2 separate regions of the Mus musculus genome follow, and region 1 is linked to region 2. The links are chromatin loops, found by intact Hi-C in ENCODE. Cell type or tissue: left cerebral cortex. All regions are shown on one strand. Each heading gives the region's core, and the rest is flanking DNA. Links, peaks and the distances in the headings are about the cores only.

Region 1 (2,910 bases), core at 320-2,819, 120 kb before region 2:
GCAGACAGGCTGTCAGGCAGGATTTGCCTTCCGTTGTATGCAAGTCAGGATTTGCTATCAGTGTTGCAGAGCCAGGGAAAGGGGAAAGCTCTGAGCAGCAGGAGCCTTGGGCCCAGCTCCGAGGAGAATCGTGAAGACCGAAGAAAGAAATGAGAAACCTTGGGTGGCTCTCACCTGTGTGGTCCTGTGAGGCAGAGAAGGCAGGAGGAGGATGACTGTCCCTCGGAGGGATGGCTGGCGGAGAGTTCTTAGAACTGGGCCCTTCTCTCTTAGAAAACAGAGAGAAGGAGATGGGACAGGGCTAAGCTGGAACAAGAGGGGAGAAGTGGAGGGGAGGAGACTGGGAAGAGCTCTGGTTCTCAGCCCAGACTGAATCCCACCCTTGGAGCAGTCATCCTGCCCAGGGGTCCAGGGCTTGTCTTTGAGCGTGAGTGGGAAGGGACCCTGGGCAGTATGCTTTTCTTTAGCCCCGAAAGAATGACAAATGGCCCCTGCACTTGATCTTTGTCCAGCAGAACGTCTGGCACCTCTTCTAACCACTGTGACCTCCTGCTCCTCTTCCAGTCCTGAGACTCCAAACCCTAACCAAGCCCAAGCCCAAGCCCAAAGGAAGTAAGAGAAAGCCACCATGATGTGTCCTTCCCAGCCAGTCTCATCTACAATCCATGTCACATACCCTTATTCTCAATACAACTAGGCCACAGAACAGTCTTTCCCAAACACTGACACTGGAATGTATAAAAACACACTTTTATATGATTTATCCCTACCCCCCACTCCACCCAGGCCTCCGGGCTTTCAAAGTTGTTCTGACTCCGAATCAATCTTTTCCAGTGCAAAGCAGAGGGCACTGGACTGGGAGAGGCTACCCTGGGAGCTGGCCCTGGTGCTCCAGTGTGCAACTCGGAGGTCCTGTAGCCACCTGGGTCCTGTCCTATGCTCAAATTGCTCTTCCACTTGACAAAGCACGGGGACCATATCACACTGGACCTCATCTGAGCCAAGTAAGGCTCTTGGCAGATACTGAATAATGTTGAATGAGTGAAAGACCAATGATTAACGGCCCAAAGGAAACTTAAAGTTACCAGCCTCTCTGCCCAGCCTGGGCTGCCACGGCTGACACAGCGTTCTGTCCCACTGACTGAGTCAGAAAGTTCCCATTTTCATTCTCTGTTCTCATTTCAACCGTAAAGATGAAGGTAGGGTCGCACGGGTCCCTGTCCGATCCCTGTATATAGCTTAGGTTCAGCTTTATTTAGCGAGATGACCAACTTGTTTCAGTTAGCCCAGGGACTTTCCCACAGTTGTGGTAAAATGCCCTTCCTCAATCTCAAACTGAGCGGAGTCAGATTTTGTCCGAGGTCCCTGCGGCCAGTTCTTGCCAAGCTCCTGTAGAGGGCGCTAGAGGCCAAGCAGAAGAGGCGGCTCCTAACCTGCCACTTCAGGTGGTTTGTAACAGCGCATCACAGGCGCTATCAGCCCTGGGATTATTGCTTCTCCCCTTAACCTTCCCATCAGGAAGTGCTGTCAGAGAAAGGATGCTTGGGTGAGATGCAGTCCCTATGCTTGTAAACTTCTCTGGTCCCGCTCCCCCTTGGCTCTTCTCTTCCTTCTTTTTTTGAGACTGGGTCTCACAGTGTGGCCCATGCTGGCCTGAAACTCATGTAGCCCGCCAGACTGGCTTCAAATTCACAGCAATCTTCCAACGTCAACTTCCAAGTGCTGAAGTCGTTCAGTGTGAGCCTCCAGGCCAGGCTTACTCTCCTTTCTTGATCCTAGTGCAGTAAAATGCTTGTAAATAAGTTGGCTTGTTGCAGGCTACCAGACTTCCAAACGGTCCTGTGCTAACTATCCGGCATTTCAGCTGCACTGACCTAGAACAACTCAGACCAGGAGTGGAAAAGTTGATTTTGTAAGCAAGGGACTCTCCCTCACCCAACTTTAACCCTTTTGAGTTCTTGCCTGGATTTCTGTAACAAAAGACAGATTAACAAGAAAAAAAAATCATGCAAAAAATGTAAACGTTTTATGGAACAGTAGAACCTTATAGAGAATGAAGACTGTATGCAAGGGGGGTGCAGTAAAGAAACTGCTCGCGTGGGCCACTCCATTAAATGTTTTGGTTGTGAATAAGGGAGGGAAATTATCCAGAGGCATCTGGAATTGTCCAGAGAAGAGAGAAAGAGAAACGGTTTGGATATGGCCAGGGCTCGAGAGCAGAGGATGAGGAATAGAGAGATGGAGGAGCAGGAGAGGGAGGTTGGGGACAACATTGCCATTATGCCATTACGTGGAGAGTGAGTGGGTATCTGGGAGATAGGAAGCCTGGGGAGGTGAGGAGAGACAGTAAGCCATTAGGAAGGCTTTGAGGTGTCTAACAAGTACTAGTGAGTAGTAGAGACTGAGGGAGCCTGGAGGCAGGATGGGCTTTGATGTGCTGATAAGTGCTATAGGTGTTCTTATCAATGGAGAGTCATTTCCCTTCTGCTGGAGGCAAGGCAATGATTGAGGACTGCTGGCCTCTACCAACCTGCCAGAAATCCTTCTGTTGTCCGGCTTGAGCTTCTTTCTTGACACCCGGGATGAGAGACCTAACAAAGACCCTAGGAAACAGGTGTGCAGGTGTGTGTGTGTGTGTGTGTGTGTGTGTGTGTGATAGGTTAGTGGCAGTGCAAAGTCTTCCACACCCCACAGGACAGGGTGAGGGTGGGTACTGGGGGAAACTGAGGGCAGGAGAAGCAAAGCTGGTATATTGGGGAGGCGGCAGGCTAGTTTAACCCATTCCCCATGTCTCTCTTGGGAACAAGGATGGTCTCTTCCAAAGTCATAGGGAGGACTCCTCTCGGTGCTGTCTTGAGACTTAGTTCAAGAGGAATGCAGAGAGACCATTTTTCAAATTTGATCTACTAA
Region 2 (2,910 bases), core at 301-2,800:
TGAACTCAGGACCTCTGGAAGAACAGTCAGTGCTCTTAACCTCTGAGCCATCTCTCCAGCCTCCAACAAGTTTTCTTATTGGAAGTTGTTTTTTTAAAATTAAAATTAATTATATAATTGATGCATTGCAATTTCGTGTGTGTGTGTGTGTGTGTGTGTGTGTAAGAGAACAACATGTGGGAGTTATGGGCATGGACTCAGGTTATCAGGCTTGGCCAGGCTTGGTGGCGAGAGCCCTTACCTTCTGAGCATCTCAATGCCCCTTTTGAGTCAAAGTCTCACAGGACAACTCAGTTTCTCCTCACTCACGTAATTTTCATTTTTATTGTTCTTACAGCTGTCTTTTTAAAAGATTTAGTTATTTATTTTATTTACGTGAGTACACTGTAGCTGTCTTCAGACACACCAGAAGAGGGCATCGGATCCCATTTACAGATGGTTGTGAGCCACCAAATGGTTGCTGGGAATTGAACTCAGGACCTCTGAAAGAGCAATCAGTGCTCTTAACCACTGAACCATCTTTCCAACTCTCTTATAGCTATTTTAACCAAATTAATTATTACTTGATTGTTCTTGTATTTTTCTCTGAATAAAAATGTATTTTTCTCTGGTAAATAAGTTTGCTTATTTATCAAGTGTGTGTGTGTGTGTGTGTGTGTGTGTGTGTGTGTGTGTGTGACAGCCAGTTTTCTCTTCCCACCATATGGCTCCTGGGAATCGAACCTAGCTTGTCAAGCTTGCTGGCAGGAGCCTTTGTTTGCTGGCCCATTCTGTTCCTTGTGTTTTCACTCCCTCAAAATGCCCAACACTGGGAAGATGTCAGAGTGTATTGTTTTTGCTTTTTCATGCACATGTGTGTAACATGTATGCAATTGTTTTCTTACAAAGCTGGGTCATACTGGGTGTCTGTTTTTCGTTTTACAGTGAATGACTAATATCGTTTCAGGTCAATGAAGGAACTTCCAGTTAGTTAGTTACTTAGTTTGTTTTCAGACAGGGTTTCTTGTATAACAGCCCTGGCTGTCCTGGAACTCACTCTGTAGACCAGGCTAGCCTTGAATTCAGAGATCCACCTAGCTTTGCCTCCTGAGTTCTGGGATTAAAGGCGTGTGCCACCACTGCCTGGCAAGCTTGGGCATTTTTAATGGCTGTGTTATGTTATGTTATGGTCCCTAATAGTCTGGCTGGTGCCTTCTGACTGCACTTACTTACTCTGGTTGATGGATGTTTTATTGTGTCTGAGGTTTCCCTCTGATAAGCAGCTGGCAAGAATAGACAGGTATTAATAATTGATTATTGTAAAGACAGATTCCTAGAAGGAGACTCTTTGGCTTCATGGAAGCACTACTTGGTGTCTGATGCTGTATTATTTTTCGGATGGTTTTGCCAGCTCACCCTCCATCTGGTAAGGCATTGGTGTCTTTTCTCTACACTCTTGATAAATGAGTATTTACCACTATTAAACAAATAGGGCTTGTCTGATATCGAAAACGTCATTTCTTACTTAAACTTGCTTGCTTTGATAAGACTCATCTGGGTGTGAGGCAGCGGGCAAAGCTGTCTGGTCACTCTCAGTCCATGAATTATTTGTTCCTGTGCAGCCTGGCCTCATCTTTTAGGGATCCTGTTATGGCTTGCGCATAGCTCTGCTGATAGTTCACACACTGAGGAGTTCAGCATGTCCACTGGCCACACAGGACAAGAGTAGTGAAACCCCTTCATGTCTTAGGGCACTGTAGGAATTAGACCCACAGCAACAGTTTCTGGGCTTCCATTCTTCAGGTTCTTCACCTAGCCTTTGAGAGGTGGGTTAATGTAATTATACTTTTTGGACAGCAGGTGGCACCAAACTATAGCTAAGACTTTTTTTTTTTTTTTTTTTTTGATTTATTTATGATGTATACAGCATTTGCCTGCATGTATGCCTGCAGGCCACAAGAAGGCACAAGAGCTCACTTTAGATGGTTGTGAGCCACCAGGTGGTTGCTGGGAATTGAACTCAGGATCTCTGGAAGAGCAGCCAGTGTTCTTAACTCTAGGTCATCTCTCCAGCTGTGACAAAACGATTTTAGTTAGTGTTTATTAATCACTCAAAATAGTGCATTTCAAAATGGCATTTCCATGCCCCCCTTCCTCTCTCATTTATCTCATTTACCTGCATTCTATCTTCTGTCTCAAGTCTCAACTCTTATTCTTTCTCCCTTTCCTTCCCTGCTGGTTTTCTTGTACTTTCATGTCTTGAAGACTTACCTTTGTGAGTATATATGTGTCTCTGTGTGTGTAATTAGTATTGTGCAGTGACATGTGTGAGTTCCAATGCTCACAGTGCATATGGAGATTGGAGGACAACCTGGGGTGTTGGTTTTCACCTTCTGTAGAGAACCAAAGAAGTCCCTGTGCACACAGACAAGCACTGGAGAAGCCAGGAAAAGTTCAGCACCAGGCTTTTCTCTTCAAAGGAAGAATGTGTTTACCTGCTCTCCCAGAACGCTGGGAGAGAATATACTTTACAGCCTGGCGATCCTTTCCTATCTGTTGAGCCTGGATCGATCCGTATCCCTCCAGAATTTACGTTTTCCTTATCCCAGACCCTTTCATCCCAATTCCTGGGCATTGATTCTAGGCCTTAAAACCCATCCATCTGAGAGAGGCCACTTGCCCTCCATGTCATCTTAGGGCCAGGCCAATCCTGACATCCAGAGCCTCTGTGTTTACCTTAGTCATTTTTCCTAGACCCAACATCTTGTTCACTCTCTCTGAGTCAACAGTACCCATCCTTGTGAAAAAAGCCAGATGTACTTTGTCAAGAATTTCAGTGTAAACATGTCTTAAGTCCTGCTGTACTCACAGACGTGAGTTAATTGTTATCAGGAAACCTCCCCCCCCCCCCCAAATTGTGCTGTTTTTAAA

What was found. Hi-C counts contacts between places; a loop is a spot of excess contacts. Peaks named below come from ENCODE experiments on the same cell type or tissue, not always from the same donor. Only the 100,000 strongest peaks of a DNase experiment are listed, where the experiment ranks them.
Region 1: it touches region 2 in a loop (4-fold over the local background); 14 of 42 quality-filtered maps call a loop at or near these places.

Annotation. Positions count from the first base shown.
Region 1 is chr11:99,188,078-99,190,987 of GRCm38, forward strand. No RefSeq gene overlaps it. Among named protein-coding and RNA genes, the nearest start is that of Gm32249, 21 kb to the left of the region's middle. In left cerebral cortex, for the core only: a CTCF peak has its summit at 1,399 (motif pointing right); a DNase peak (open chromatin) is centred at 1,389.
Region 2 is chr11:99,309,174-99,312,083 of GRCm38, forward strand. No RefSeq gene overlaps it. Among named protein-coding and RNA genes, the nearest start is that of Gm32502, 12 kb to the right of the region's middle. In left cerebral cortex, for the core only: CTCF peaks have their summits at 422 (motif pointing right), 1,832 (motif pointing right) and 2,039; a DNase peak (open chromatin) is centred at 1,796.